2 separate regions of the Homo sapiens genome follow, and region 2 is linked to region 1. A link is a loop called in an ENCODE intact Hi-C map of the cell type or tissue named here. Cell type or tissue: mammary epithelial cell. All regions are shown on one strand.

Evidence for each region. Peaks named below come from ENCODE experiments on the same cell type or tissue, not always from the same donor. Only the 100,000 strongest peaks of a DNase experiment are listed, where the experiment ranks them.
Region 2: it touches region 1 in a loop (5-fold over the local background); 3 of 110 quality-filtered maps call a loop at or near these places.

The regions. Positions count from the first base shown.
Region 1 is chr10:24,817,068-24,825,067 of GRCh38, forward strand. No RefSeq gene overlaps it. Among named protein-coding and RNA genes, the nearest start is that of ARHGAP21, 97 kb to the left of the region's middle. In mammary epithelial cell, no CTCF peak of the experiment used is centred here; DNase peaks (open chromatin) are centred at 3,664, 5,144 and 7,264; H3K27ac peaks cover 4,052 bases.
Region 2 is chr10:25,076,430-25,084,429 of GRCh38, forward strand. No RefSeq gene overlaps it. Among named protein-coding and RNA genes, the nearest start is that of LINC01516, 33 kb to the right of the region's middle. In mammary epithelial cell, a CTCF peak has its summit at 4,733 (motif pointing left); a DNase peak (open chromatin) is centred at 4,732.

The DNA.
Region 1 (8,000 bases):
GATAAGCATCAGCTATCATGCGACTTTGAGCAACCCGATAAATATTTTTTAAACAAATGCCCACAGGAGGAATGTGTCTTTTTCATCTTTGACTCTCTGCCACTTAGAGGTATTAGTTTCTTATTGCCGCTGCAACAAAATAGCACACATTTAGTGACTGAAAACAACACAAGTTTATTACGATATCTCTGGAAGTCAGAAATCCAAAACGGCCTTCATTAGGCTAAAGTCAAAGTGTCAGCAGAACTGCTTTCCTTTTAAAGGCTGCAGGGGAGACCCTTTCCCTGCTTTTTCCAGGTTCCAGAGACTTCTTGCATTTCTTGGCTCATGTCCGCTTCTTCCGTCTTCACAGCCAGCAGTGAAGCATCTTCAAATTTCTGTCTATGACTCTGACCTCACTTCTGCCATCTCATCTCCTTCTCTGAGTCTAACTCTCCTTCTCTCTCTCTCTCTCTATTTATTTATTTTTTGAGATGGAGTTTCGCTCTTGTTGCCCAGGCTGGAGTGCAATAGCGCGATCTCAGCTCACTGCAACCTCCGCCTTCCCGGGTTCAAGCAATTCTCCTGCCTCAGCCTCCTGCGTAGCTGGGATTACAGGAATGTGCCACCACACCCGGGTTCCTCCTTCTCTTATAAGGAGGTTACGCTGGACTCACCCAGCTAATCAAGGACAATCTCTCCATCTCAAGATCCTTAACTTAAATCGCACATCTGGAAAGTCCATTTTGCCAGGTAAGGCAACATAGTCACAGATTCTAAGGATGATGATGTGGAAGTCTTTGGAGAGCCACAATATCATCGCCACAGTAGGAATGAATGAACGGTGTGCTGCACATAAGCATGGCCTTCTGGAGCTTCTGTTCACCACCTGATCTTGTCCCATTTGTCTCATGCTGAACAAGTCTGCCCTGGACCTTATGTAAATTCCAGGGACATTTGACTTGGCCATAGGCCTTTCCAAATGCTAGCAGTTTAACAGCCTTGCCTCAGAGAAAAAGGCAGTTTATGATGAAAATAACCATCTCAGGCTACTTTTTTTTAAGAGACCGAGTCTGCTGTGTCAACCAGGCTTGAGTGCAGTGGCGCAATCATAGCTCACTGCAGCCTTGAACTCCTGGGCTCAAGTGATCCTCCCATCTCAGCTTCCTGAGCAGCTGGGACTACAGGTGTGTGCCACCATGCCCAGCTAATTTTTTTTTTAATTTTTTAAATTTTTTTGTAGAGACAGATTCTCGCCATGTTGCCCAGGCTGGTCTCAAACTCCTGGCTTCAAGCAATCCTCCTGCCTTGGCCTCCAAAAGCACTGGGATTATAGGCACGAGCCACCCTGCCCAGATTCAGGCTATTTCTTGATTTCTACTTCTTTGTCCCAAGTTAATTATAAGCATCTCATTTGCTATTGATGATACATTTACTTTGTATTATTAGCTAATTAAATATTCATCATAGCTGTGCTGAGGAGGAGGCCTGTTTGTCTCTCTTAGTTTCTTAGATAAATAGAGCCAGGCCTGGAAAGGATCCACTGAGCCTGGAATTATAGCTCAATGTTGTAGCTATCAGAATTACTTGAGTTCTGAGTATTGGCTTCAATATTTTACTTCTTTGCCTCTAATTGGAAAAGAAGGGTGGAACATAGTAGGTCTTAATTGTTGACATCACCGAGTAGAGTTTTGATGAGATTAAAACTCTCTCTGTTCCCCTGTCTGTGGGCACACTTTCTTTATTGGTGCCTGACTTGAAAGATACTGTATAAAGCGTTCATGAACTTGGGACACTAAATGAATACGTCTTTGATGGTTTCTTCCCTCAGTGTGGAAATGATTTACCAAGTTATTCTGGCTTCCAGATTAAAAACTGGAACTTCTGGCTGGGTGTTGTAGCTTGCACCCATAATCTTGTCCTCTTTGGGAGGCCAAGGTAGGAGGATCGCTTGAGCTCAGGAGGTTGAGACCAGCCTGGGCAACACAGTGAGACCTTGTCTCTACTAAAAAAAAATTAGCTGGGGATTGTGGCACATGCCTGTTGTCCCAGCTACTGGAGAGGCTGAAGTGGGAGAATTGCTTGAACCCTGGAGGTGGAGATTGCAGTAAGTCATGATTATGCCACTGCATTCCAGTGACAGAGTGAGACCCTGTCTCAGAAAAAAAATCCCCAAAAACAAAAAACAAAAACCCAAAAGCAAAAACTGAAACTTTTTTTTTCTTTTCTTTTCTTTAAAGTAGAGATGGGATTTTTGCCCCAGCTGGTCTCCAACTCCTGCTCAGGCAATCCTCCTACCTTGGCATCCCAAAGTGTGGGGATTACAGGTGTGAGCCACCGTGGCTGGCAATAAAACTGGAACTTCTTTTAAAAATTTTTATTGTAATCAGATCAGAAAATGGTTGCCAAAATAATCTGTACTTAAAAAAAATAAGTTCTGTTCAAATTAGAGCAGCTCCACAACTATTTTAACCATAGATTTGATAAAGGTAACTTTAAAAACTAAAATTTTGTACCCTGATTAAAAAAAAAAAACAAGGTTCTGACAAATATTACCTGGCCATAGAAACATGTAACTATTTCTTAAAGTATGCTGTGAAGTAGCAAGGACTGAGATGAAAGAGAAGGTATCCAGAGATGAATGATTAAAAAAAGTAAGCACTAAATATTTACATGTAACTATGTATTTATATATTTTATCTGTGTGTTGATTAATACTATTTGGTAAGAACTGCACATATAGTGTCTCATTTAATTCTCAAAACAACACTATGAGGTAGGTATTATCTCTGTTTAATGGAAGTTCAGAGAGGTTAAACCACTTGTCCATGGTTGAAAGTTAGTCAATTTCCAGGCTGGGCAACATGATGAGACCCCGTCTCTACCAAAAATAAAAAAAATTAGCTGGGCATAAGTGGCATGTGCCTGTGTCCCAAGCTACTCAGAGGCTGAGATGGGTGGATTGCTGGAGCCCTGGAGGCTGAGGTGGGTGGATTACTGGAACCCTGGAGGCTGAGTTTGCAGTGAGTCGAGATCACACCACTACACTCCAGTCTGATCATGTTGCTGCACTCCCCCATTAAGAAAGAAAGAAAGAAAGAAAGAAAGAAAGAAAGAAAGAAAGAAAGAAAGAAAGAAGAAAGAAAGAAAGAAAGAAGGAAAGAAAGAAAGAAGGAAAAGAAAGAAGAAAGAAATAAAGAAAGATGAAAGGGAGAGAGAGAGGGAGGGAAGGAACGAAGGAAGGAAAAGAAAGAGAGAAAAAGAGAAAGAAAATTGGAAATCTCAAACACAGACCTGACTATCTGCAAAGCCTATGCTCTTAACCTCCTCCTTCCAGTATTATACCAGGAGAGCTAGCAGCAGTGGGTTAGCTTAGTGCTTGCATTTTAAGTTTGAGTTCCAGAGAGGTAAAATGATGTGTTGATAACATAGACAGTAAGAGGTTGGATGAAACTGCAAGGTGATTTCTAGTAAATTTGCTCCCATTTGTTTCTAAGGAACATAAAGGAAATTTCTTTCTCTGTTAGCTTTTATAGTTTAGGAAGTAAATGTACATACAGTAGGAGTCATTCTGAGGTTGCTGGGGGTTAGAAGAAAATGCCTTTGTTTGAGACAGACAAGCTAGAGGGAGGTAGATGGGATATCACCTTGGAGCTGAAAGGGTGACCTGCCCCAATTAGTCACGACTGTCAAGCTTGGGCTTGAGCAGCAGTGGATCATGGAGACAGGGCACAAAGCCAGAAGCAGACTGGAAATGCCAAGGGCCTATGGCTGTGGTGTCAGCTCAGGTCCCGAAGTCAAGTGAGCAGGCAGGAGTGTCCATGGGCCAAGGCAAAATGGATGGAAACCAGCCAGCCAGTCAGGATGCCCTGAGGCACCAGCCCCTGCTCCCAGCAGGCCCAGGCTGGAGGCCTTGTATATTTCGGCTGCTCCAACAGTAGCCTGTCCTGGGGTCTGTATAGGGGAGCCCTAGACAAGAGCTGGGTAACAGGGGTGAGTGTTCAAGGTCAGGGTAGATTGCTTGTGAGCAAGCTCGTGCCAGCACCTCCATGGGTACTTTGGGAAATATCACACTTGAAAGATGGCTGGTTTGTTTATTGCCATAAATGATGCAAGAATCTGTGTAATTTTTAAAAACATGCCTCATTATATATCTAGTATCTAGTTGGTGATCAGGATCATCATTTTAGCTGGGTGCTTATAGTCCCAGCTACTCAAGAGGCTGAGGCGGGAGGATTGCTTGAGACCAGGGAGTTCGAGACTGTGATTGTGCTTGTGAATAGCTACTACACTCAAGCCTGGGCAACATAACAAGACCCATCTCTTAAAAAAATCATCATTCAATTTAAGTCTGGAGTCATGTTTGAGATACTTCTTGATTTTTAAAGGGCTAATATCTAGGATACTAAAGGGTCATACTAAATAGACATGCACTGTACTGTAAAGGGCCACTGCCTAGTATATCTTAAATAATAAATATTTGTCAAATGAATGAATGAAACTGAATTGACACAAACAGAAAGTCTAGGCCGGGTGAGATGCCTCATGATTATAATCCTAGCACTTTGGGAGGCCGAGGTGGGAGGATCACTTGCGGCCAGGAGTTTGAGACTAGCCTGGGCAACATAGTGAGACCCTGTCTCTACAAAAAATTAAAAAATTAGCCAGTGTGGTGGCTTGGGCCCAGCTACTCGAGAGGCTGAAGTGGGAAGATGGCTTGAGCCCATGAGTTCGAGGCTACAGTGAGCCATGATTGCGCCACTGCATTCCAACCTGCTAGGTTGGAGCAAGACCCCATCCATTAACAAAAAGAAAAAAGGGTCTATCCAGCAGTCCACCTTAGCTGTAAAGGATGCATTTCAAGACTACCTCAGTGGAGGCCTGAAACCTCTGATAGTAACGAATCCTGTATATATTATGTTTTTCCCTATACATAGATAATTATGATAAAGTTTATAAATTAGGCACATATGAGATGAACGATAATAACTAAACGTAGGGCAATTATAACACTATGCCAGCATCACAACTTTTGCACTTTGAGGCAATTATTAAGTACAATGAGGGTGACTTGAACACAAGCACTGTGATTTCTTCATAGTTGATCTGATAACTGAGATGGCATGGCTACTGAGTGACTCAGGGGCAGGTGACATCTGTAACTCAGGATACACTAGACAAAGTGGTGATTCATGTCCCAGGAGGGATGGAGCAGGGTAGTGAAAGATCTCACGACACTACTCAGAACAGCATGCAATTAAAAACTTATCAATTGTTGATTTCTAAAATTTTCTAATTAATATTTTTGGATCACAGTTGACTGTGGGTAATGAAAGCTGCAGAAAGCAAAACCGCGGATCAGAGGGGACAATGCTGCTTTTTGGAACTCTGTTAGGAGACCAACATAAACCGAAGAAACTACGAACTAATACATCATGAAATACTTCTTCTATTTGGGAGGTGGAGAAACCATCCCCTTCTCCACCAAAATGACACTTAAGAAAGAGACCCCAGGGAGGGTAGCAGTGGAATGAGGGTAGAAAATAACTGATGAAGGTCAGTTTCAGCCTTCCTGCCTCCAACCTTCTCACAGACTCCAGTGCAGAAGAGGATGTATTCAGCTTCCTAAAGTCTGTGTGTACCACTAACAGGTTAGGAAATGAGTTAAATGCCAGATTCTTAAATGTTGCATGTGGGAGGATCTGAAACAGAGACTTCAGTCACTTTGCCTCTGCCTTAAACACCCACACAACAGAAATGGATCACGGCATTGGCTGAGCAAGAGAGAAGAGCAGAGAAGCAAGAATACTAGAAGTTACTCTGTTTTTTATACAGGTCGTGCCTTCCTGATCTGAAAGTCTGAAATGCTCCAAAATTCAGAACTATTTGAGCTCTGACATGACTGCACAAGTGGAAAATTCCACACATAAATACTTAATACAAACTTTGTTTCATGCACAAAAGTATGTAAAATATTGGATAAAATTACCTTCAGATTATGTGTATAAGGTGTATATAAAATATAAATGGATTTTGTGTTTTGCCTTGGGTCCCATCTCATTGTGTATATGCAAATCTCATTATGCACATGAAATCGCAAATACTTCTGGTCCCAAGCATTTCACATAAATATTCAGCCTGTACCACATATGTATCCCCTTCTTTCCAAGTGCTTTACTCTTTATCCAAAACGAATCTTCCACCTCATTTGATGAGAATTAATATTTCCCCGGGTGAGCATGGGTATGAGTTAATTGCAATTTTCAATACTCTTTTAAGAAATATAGTGCTTAATTCCTTTCGAATTTCAATTTTAAAATTCTCCTGCCTGAAAACTGGGAGCTTCTAAAACCCAATCAATGGCTGGGCACAGTGGTTCACGCCTGTAATCCCAGCACTTTGGGAGGCTGAGGCAGGTAGATCACTTGAGGCCAGGAGTTCAAGACTAGCCTGGCCAACATGGTGAAACCCTGTCTCTACTAAAAAAACAACAATTAGCTGGGTGTGGTGGTGGATGCCTGTAATCCCAGCTACTTGGGAGGCTGACATGGGAGAATTGCTTGAACCCAGGAGGCAGAGGCTGCAGTGAGCCAAGATCACGACCCTGCACTCCAGCCTCGGCAACAGACCCAGACTCTGTCTCAAAACAAAACAAAAAAAACCAATCAAGTTTGACAGGATCAATTATTTAACACCTATGAAGCTTAGTAAAGAAAAAATGGGTGCATGTGCTATTTTTAAGATACTATGAGACAACAGGTTTCCATTCCTTTCTCACCACAATGGGAAATGTTTAAGTCAAATACACTTTGGGAATGAAAATCCTCTCTGAGCAAATAGTAATTTCTTATATATTTATATACTTACAATTGTGGTTAAAAACACAGAACACAAAGTGTATCATCTTAACCATCTTTAAGTGTACCATTCAGTGGTGTTAAGTATTTCACACTGAGTGCAACAGATCTCTAGAACTTTTTCATCTTGCAAAACTGAAACTCCCTACCACGGGTATCCAATCTTTGGGCTTCCCTGGGCTACATTGGAAGAAGAAAAATTATCTTGGGCCACACATAAAATACACTAACACAAACTATAGCTGATGAGCTAAAAAAAAAAAATTACATACCAAAAATCTCATAATGTTTTAAGAAGGTTTGCAAATTTGTGTTGGACTGCATGTGGCTCATAAGGCCACAGGTTGGACAAGCTTGCTCTATACCCATTTAACAACTCATTTCCTCCTCCCCTCCAACCAGCCCCTGGCAACTGCCATTCTGTTTTCTGGTTTCTATGAGTTTACCTACTACTCATAAGAGTGGAATCATATAGTATTTGTCTTTGTGTGACTGGCTTATTTCACTTAGCATAATGTCCTCAAGGTTCATCCATGTTGTACTATGTGAGAGGATTTCCTTCCTGTTTGAGGCTGAATAATACTCCACTGTATGTATATATCACATTTTGCTTATCCAATCATCTATGGATGGACAACTGGATTGCACCCGCTTCTTGGCTATTGTGAATAGTGCTGCTATGAACATAGATGTGTGAGGAAATAGTGATTTCTTATACTGAGACAGTACTGTGTTAACTAGAGAAGAATGAGTGTGTTTAAGGTCTTAGGAAAGGGTAAAAATGGGAGAGGAAAGATAATGGTGACCCTTTGAAACGTTAGCAGCTTTTGAAACTATGCCAAGACCTCAAAGAATTTTGCTGGAAACATTTTAAGTGTATATGATTTCTCTTCAAAAGACATTGTTTTAAACCAAATTGTTTTTCTTGGGCTTAATGACAGGATTTAGTATTTAATGAAATATTCTGGAATGAAGGTTGAAAGAGGAAGTAGAAATATTACACTTATTAAAACCCTCCAAACTATCAAATATTCAAGTGAACCCCTTCCATTTATTAGAAAGCTAAAATAGTTTCATGGAAAAATAAGTATAAATAGCTTTTGTTGAACACCTTATTTAGAATCATTATTAATTATTATCAATTGATAATCTTCCTATATGAGA
Region 2 (8,000 bases), 260 kb after region 1:
AATTATAGAGCCTTTACTATGTGCTAGGTACTGGGCTAAGCTCGTTAACATATAAGGTCTTGCTTAATACTTACCACATACTAAGGTAGTGTTATTATCTCTACTAATACAGGTATTTATATTTATTAATTTATAAATGAGAAATCGAGGTTAAGAGAAAGTGAGTAACTTGTTTGATGTTACCAAGCTTGGAAGAGCCTAGCAAGCACCTCTCTACCGCTGTCTGACTCACGCTCCCTGAGAATCTTACTGTGGCTTTAACTTCATTTTCTAAACTGCCAGGACAGGAAGGACTTTCTGGTAAGATAGGAATGGGTTTTAGCGAATGTCTACAGTAGCTTCCTATCGTCTTCAGCCGCTGCTCTGCCAAGCTACTATCAGGGCACAGCCTTATAAAAGAAAAATAAAAACCCAGGACCCCAATTCATGCTCCCAAAAGAAAAAAAAGTAAGCTGAAAGCTGAATCATGCAAGAAGATACTTTCCCTTTTGTTCCTAAGTAGACAGCTACAGATAAAAGGTTAACTATCTCCACAGGGAGCAACTCTATGTTCATTTTATCTTGTGAGAAGTGCCGATTTACTGAGCTCAGGAGCATGTGTCACTGCCTCTTCCCCTACCTGCTCCTTTTCTCTTGCAACCTGTAGATTACCACGGCCTCCCGCTTTTCCTCTAGCCTGCTTTTCCCCTTTAAAACTAAAACCCTCAACATCATCTTTGGAGAAAGGGACAGACCTGTCTCCCCAGTGCATCCTTAACTTTGGCAAAATAAACTTGTAAACTGATTGAGACCTGTCTCAGACACTTTTTGGTTTACAGCCTGATGCTTTTGTAGTTATGGCTGCTTGATAGAGTAGAGGCCGTTGCTGCCCCAATTACATTCTCTCCACGTGCCAGCTCATCAGCCTGTATCTTCTAACAACTCACAGCTGCCTCCATTCTAAAGAATCCCCCATTCCCCCTGTCAGACCTAGGAGCCTTGCATAACCCACCCACCCACCCTAACAGGCCTTGGCGGACGTTGGACAAGCTCAAACCAGCCCCTTCACCTCAAGGTAGGATGCAGCTCTGGTGCAATGTACTCCAGGGTGTCCCCATGCGGTCTCCATCGGAGACTACATTCTCGCTTAGCTTCCCCAACCCCAAACCTCCCCTTTTCTCTTATTCTCCTTTCTTTCTTTCTTTTTTGAGATGTAGTCTTGCTCTGTCGCACAGACTGGAGTGCAGTGGTGCGATCTCGGTTCACTAAAACCTCTGCTTCCTGGGTTCAAGTGAATCTCCTACTTCAGCCTCACGAGTAGCTGGGATTACAGGCGTGTGCCAGCACGCCTGGCTAATTTTTGTATTTTTAGTAGAGATGGGGTCTCACCATGTTGGCCAGGCTGGTCTCAGGTCCTGATTTCAAGTGATCTGCCCACCTTGGCCTCCCAAACCATTGGGATTATAGGCGTGAGCCACTGTGCCCGGCCTTTTCTGAGGGTACAAGCCAATAAGTCACTGAATAAGATCCTCATTTTAGGATCTGCTTCTAGGAAATCTGAGCTAAGACAGTGGGCATGGTTGAAAGTTTTTCTATGCTCTAATACTTAATTCAAAGTACTTATAGTACTTAATTTTTTTGAATTAAGTATATTATAGTATAGTACTTAAGTAAAAAATTAAGTACTTACAGTACTTAATTCAAAGTACTTAATTAAGTACTTAATTTTAAAAAACCCAACATTTAAAGGCTTGGAATTCAAATAATTCCAAGTTATGGAAGGTGTAATATTCTAAACAGTGGCTTCAAAGAGGCTGTTTTGGCTAATCTAATTGAGACATAGTAAATGGCTTAACACAGGTTGAGAATCCCTTATTTGAAATGCTGAAGTGTTTCAGATTTTGGATTTTTTTAAATTTTGGAATAGGGTGGGACCCAAATCTAAACACAACATTTATTTATGTTTTATATTCACCTTATATCATAACCTGGAGGTAGTTTTATACAATATTTTAAACAATTTGTGCATGAAACAAAGTACTGACTGAGTTTTGACTAGAATTCATCACATGATGTCAGGTGCATAATTTTCCACTTGTAGAGTCACATTGGTGCTCAAAAAGTTTCAAATTTTAGAGCAGTTCAGATTTTGGACTTTCAGATTAGGGATGTTCAACATGTCCCTTCTATTTGGGCTGCTGCTTCTTGTCATACATTTACAAAAACATTGTGCTATCTCCTCGGAGAATCTGTCATACAGACAGTTCCCACTTGGTGCACTATGATTGTGATAGCTCCAGTTCTCCAGGGTTTCCAGGCATATGAAGGACAGTGTCTCTTTCCCTCTCATAATGTCTAAAATGTGTCCTTTTTTTCTTCCCCAAGGGGAAGCATCTTCTCATGGTTTTCTGTTTGCCTTGGCTCCCACGCTGGTTGCTAAATCAGGCTCCAAATAAGACTGTGGTAATTGCACTGAGGAACTGTGACTATGCCGTTCTGTGTTGCCCTGAAGCAATAACAACAATTCCTTGAGCTAAATAAATATATATACTTTTTCCAAAAGGACCAATTTTAGCAATTTGGAAGATAAGTTTCTCAAACAAACAAACAAACAAACAAACAAAAAAACCACACACAAAAACCCACTATTGGCTGTTAAGGGAAAGTATCTGTTTGGGGAAACCACCAAAAGGACTAGGAATTTCATTTCCACCAGTTAATCATTTACAATTTTTAAGTCTAGGCAGGCAAACAAGGTCCATGACAAAAAGATAAGAAAGTTGGAGAGCATCATAGGAACATTTACAAGTTCAAAGTCTAGCGATTAGTCTACGTGGCTGATGTGGTCAATTTCATGGTTTCCATTTCCCCCCACGGTGCACAGTGTGGGTTGTGTCTTCAGGGCAATGTGAGGATGACAGCGGGAATGGTTTCAGGATTTCTCCACGGCACTAAGCTCTTACTCAGCTGTGGGCCCTCCTGACATTTACTTAAGACAGAGCACTCTGTCTTCACCTCTACAACTTTCCCTATGTCCAAGTGGTTTTATGCCCATTTGTTGTAATCTTGATTTACTTAATTTCTTTACACACATCTGCCTATTGATGAATCCCATCTCCCTTCCCCAAATTTTTATAACCTTTCCTTTCTGATTCAACTTATTCCAGATCCTGGTAACCTGCAGTTTTTCCCTTTCTGTACAGCCTATCTCTAGGTGAGTTCCAGAATGACTGTTAACAATGCAGTTGGTATAATCCTGTAGCTCACTAGCAAAATTTATAGAGAACCAAAAAAAGTCTGTTGCCATTTTTTCAGGAGTATTGGTATATAAATCCAAAATTACTTCTTTCCAGTTATAAATTTTAAAAACATTTATTTTAATAGTGTTTTTAAATACAAAAACATTGGAGGCATGATGTAAATTCATCTGTAATCCTACCTTTCAGAGATATTTGTCTTAGACTTTTGGTACCTTTGCTTTAAAAAAATTACAATAATTGAGATCATTTTGTACATCAGTTCTTTAATATGCTATTTTTCACTTGACACTAATTTATAATTATTTCCCAAGTCACTGAAGTTATTATTGAAGCATGATTTTAAAGGATTCATCATATTGTATTATGTGGCTTCATCATAATTTACTCTACCATTCCTTTGATATAGACCTTTCCAATTTTGCTATTGTAAATAATACTATAACAAATACTTTCCCCCATATGTCTGGGGCATTTTATTTTATTTTATTGAGATAGAGTTTTGCTCTGTTGCCCAGGCTGGAGTACAGTGGTGTGATCTTAGCTCACTACAACCTCTACGTCCCAGGCTCATGCAGTCCTCCCACCTCAGCCTCCTGAGTAGCTGTGACTACAAGCACATGCCAACACACCCAGCTAATTTTTGTATTTTTTCTACAGATAGGGTTTTTTCATGTTGCTCAGGCTTGTCTTGAGCTCCTGGGCTCAAGTGATCCACCCACCTCGGGCTCACAAATTGCTGGAACTACAGGTGTAAGCCACCATGCTGGACCTCTAGGGCATTTTATCATAATAGGGGATTCTTGAAGACCACAAGAAATGTCTCTTTGTGGCTAGGTACAGTGGCTTGAGCCTATAGTCCCAGCTACTTGGGAATGAGATTAGGCCTCAAGGATTGTGTGAGTCCAGGAGCTCAAGTCCAGAGTCCAGTCTGGGCAACATAGTGAGATCCTTTTCTTCTTAAAGAAAAAGAGAAAAAAGAAGGGTCTCTTTGACACTGAACTGCAGGAATTGGCTACAGGCAGCAGTTATACTTTTGAAGAGATAAGGGGCTCTTGCTTTGCTTGCTTGTTGAAATGTTAGCTATTTTTGAGGATGTTTGAAGCCAGAGATATCAAGCAACTGCTGTTGACACCTGCTTAGGTTATCACTTAGGTAAGTCAGATGAAAGTTGACCAATTTTCAACTAGTAAACCGAGTTTGCAGGCTTCCTAGTTTCTATCTTCCATGCATTATTCCAGAATGAGAGTAAGGCTGGCCCTTCTGTGAGTGTTGATGTAGTGTTCCCTATTGTCTAATACACTGTATCTCCCCTCAGTGATGATCTGTCAAAGGAAGAAACACATCCATGAATAAAGTGCTCTCCAAAGTGAGATGTGTCCCAGGTAGAAGTGACACCCTTATCCCCTCCTTGCTCCCGTCATTGTATTTCAGATGGCTGCATTCGTTTGAAGTTCTTCCCTGTAGAGTTCCGTGGAAGGACCCTGACTCCCTCTAGTGGACAGCGCCACTAGGCAAACAATAATTCCGCCCGGCAAAGTCCAGAAGCCAGGAGTAAGTGTCCTTAAATGCCCTCTTGAAATAATGGAAGCTGTGTTTCTGAAGGAGACTCTTCCCAGTCCACAGAAGTTTTTGTCTTTAGCGGGCCATCTGTGTCGACTGCTGCCACAAGACATCAGGGGATTTTTTTTTTCCTTCAGGGCAGCAATTAATTCAATAATCTACAGAGTTGTGTTTCTTTTTCACTAGCGTTGGAGACTTGTTATGTCCAGATTTACTTTATGCCACAGGCAAGAGGCATTACTAATGTGAACAGAACCCAAAAGAAACAAGCTATGAATCTGAGAATGCTCATATAAAGGACTGGAAAAAAGTCATAAAATCATTCTTTTGCTTTAAAAAAAATTCATTAGGAATGTAGAGAAAAACAGAAGAGACTGTTACAAGCTGTCTTAATCTGTTTTGTGCTGCTATAATAGAGTACCATAGACTGGGTAATTTATAAAGAACAGAGGTTAACTTCTTACAGTTCTGGAGGCTGGGAAGTCCCCTATCAAGGTGACAGCACCTGGTGAGGGCCTTCTTGCTGTTCTTGCTCTGTCATCCCATGGTGGAAGAACAAAAGAGCACGAGAGAGAGAGAGACAGAGAAAAAGAGACAACTTGAAGACTTGAAGCCCGAAGTCCTTCTATAGTTGGCACCATGACCTAAATATCTCCTATTAGGGCCCACATCCCAACACTATTGCATTGGGGATTATGTTTCCAACACATGTTTTTTTGGGGGACACATTCAAGCCACAGCACAAGGATTACTGGAAAACCATATACTATGTCCGAAGGGTCTATAATATGTTTTTCTCACAGTTCATCCAATCACCTCAGATAACCATCCTGACATTTTAAGAAGGAATTCAGAAGCTTCTATGTATGAATTGTCTAAATCGTTTATTGGTCTCTACATGTGCTTATAACGAAGTCTTGGTAATCCAGATAATACAACCTGGTTCCTGGCAGTGGACCTATACCTCCTACGTATCTACCTACCTAGGGCAAACTGCTTGGAAACGCTGGGTCTAGATGTTCTTATTTGTAAAATTACAGGGTTGAATTAGATGAGATGTAAACAGCTCTTCTAGTTCTAAGTCCATATGAAAAATAACATGTAGTCTCTTCTTAGAGGACACCTAAGGGAAGATTTCTTTCCACTGTTGTCTGCCACCATCACTGTTTGCCTGTGATCTAAGGCAAGTTCCGTCAACAGAGCGGGAAACATTTCCTTTTTCTCATTCCTGGCTCAAGTGTCCTCTAAATGTGCCATTGCTGTTCTGACCAGGGCATTTGAGCATTTCAAATCTGTACTTGTTGAAGAACAGACAGCCTCTAGTACTTAACGTGCAGCTGCAATGGGTGAAGAAAAATGCCCCCATTTTATGGGAATCTCAAGAATGGGATGGCTGTATGTGAATCCTTTGTCTTTGATTTAAACTGAGACAACAGTGAACACTATAGCTCTGACCTGTGCAAATACAATAAGCACTTCAGCCCAGAAACAGTTTTACCTCTTGTATTAGGTTGGGCTTTCAGTATGTATTTGAAGAGGAGCTATTTATGGGCTTGCAAAGTGCTGGAGGAAAGGAATTTAAAGGACGTCCTTGAGCGAATTCAGGGGGTTTTATTTCAAAAGGCCAAACTGTGCATTAACCCTTCACTTCCTGGCACATACCACCTACACGCTGCTCTTCCAGAGGTCTGGGAGAAATGGGTGATTAGGTAGCGGGTGGGGAGGGCAGGATTCACTTGCATGGTCTTGAGAAAGTCACTTCCTCAGTGTGACGGCTCTTGCTCTGGCTGATGGGGACCTGTGGAATTGGGAAGAAAAAGCAGTTGAAGAAGAGGAAGTCTTTTTGAGTAGGGATGAGGGTGCATTGACACTGACTAGTTTATTTGCACATCATTCAAGACTTGGTATTTTTTTAAAATCTTGATATTTTCATTTAGTCATAGTGGAAGAATGCATGAATTTTTTTTGAAATAAAGTAGACTACTACTGCATTGGCATGCCCATTGTAAAATATAACTATAGTAGATTTTAAAATAAAAACAATTTGTTTGTTGGACAAAACTGCAATTAGTCCAGGCTCAGTTTATTGGAACGCCTGCAGAATCACCTTTCTGCCTGCTTAGGTGCAGACAATAAACACTGTGATGTAACCATGTCATTTTGGTTTTAGTCTGTTCTGTTTTCAGTGTACTTATTTAACATCTTTGAGCTTGAATTAGAGAAAGTAAGAAAATAAATCCTTTATTTGACCACTGGTTACCTTTTTAAAAATTTGATGAGGGAGGTGGCTGAACCCCCGTTAGAGTAGGGCAGTAATACGGTTCCCAAAATATTTGCATGTGATGCAAGTTAATAAACGACACCCCAGAAAAAAAGGTTCTGTGCTCTAATGAATTTAGTATTTCTCAAAGGGAACAAAGTAATCCCTGTTCTCTCTGGAACCTCAGCTGACCCTGCCGCTGTGTCATCCCATGCCTGGCGATAGAAGAAATGAGAGCATCCTTGTGCCCCCTGGCACTTGGACTTGGTCGGAGGAAATTTGCTGGTCTGTTGCTAGGGAGTATGTGTCTCCTGATCAAATGACTGGACTCCAGTGTTGAAGAATGGCTACACTGAAAGGCGCAGACACCTCACTGTACATCAGACCCTGCTGTCTCCCAGGCCACCTGGTATATATTCTGCCACGGCCAAGTCAGGCTGGACGTGAGAACCCTGCGCTGGGCCCCGTGTTTTAGAAGACGCTGCCCTGACTCTCCTTCAGCTGATCCCCTCCCCAGAGGGCAATGAAACTATGCCCACTCAGAGCCTGCAGCCCTTCTTTCTAGATCAGTAGTTCTCAGAATGTGGTCCTCCAAACAGTAGCATCACATCACCTAGGAATTTGCTAGAAATGCACATTCTTTTCTCCCAACTCAGAACTCCTGAATCAAAAATTCTGAAGGATGGCTCCTGTAGTCAGTTTTTTAACACCACTGTTGGTGATTTCGATGCTTGCTCAAGTTTCAGAACTGTTCTGAGCTAAACCACGCTCTGGGATGCCCGAGACCCAGGAATTCTCTATTCAAAGGGCTCTGCCCACCTTGAGGGCTGGCACCAGCCTCCTTCCTGGGTCTTGGAAGAGATGTGCTTCCAGTGGCCAAAAGCAGCTCTCCCAGGAAAGTTGAGAGCTAGACAGTGCTTGAACTGGTAGGTAGGTTGTTC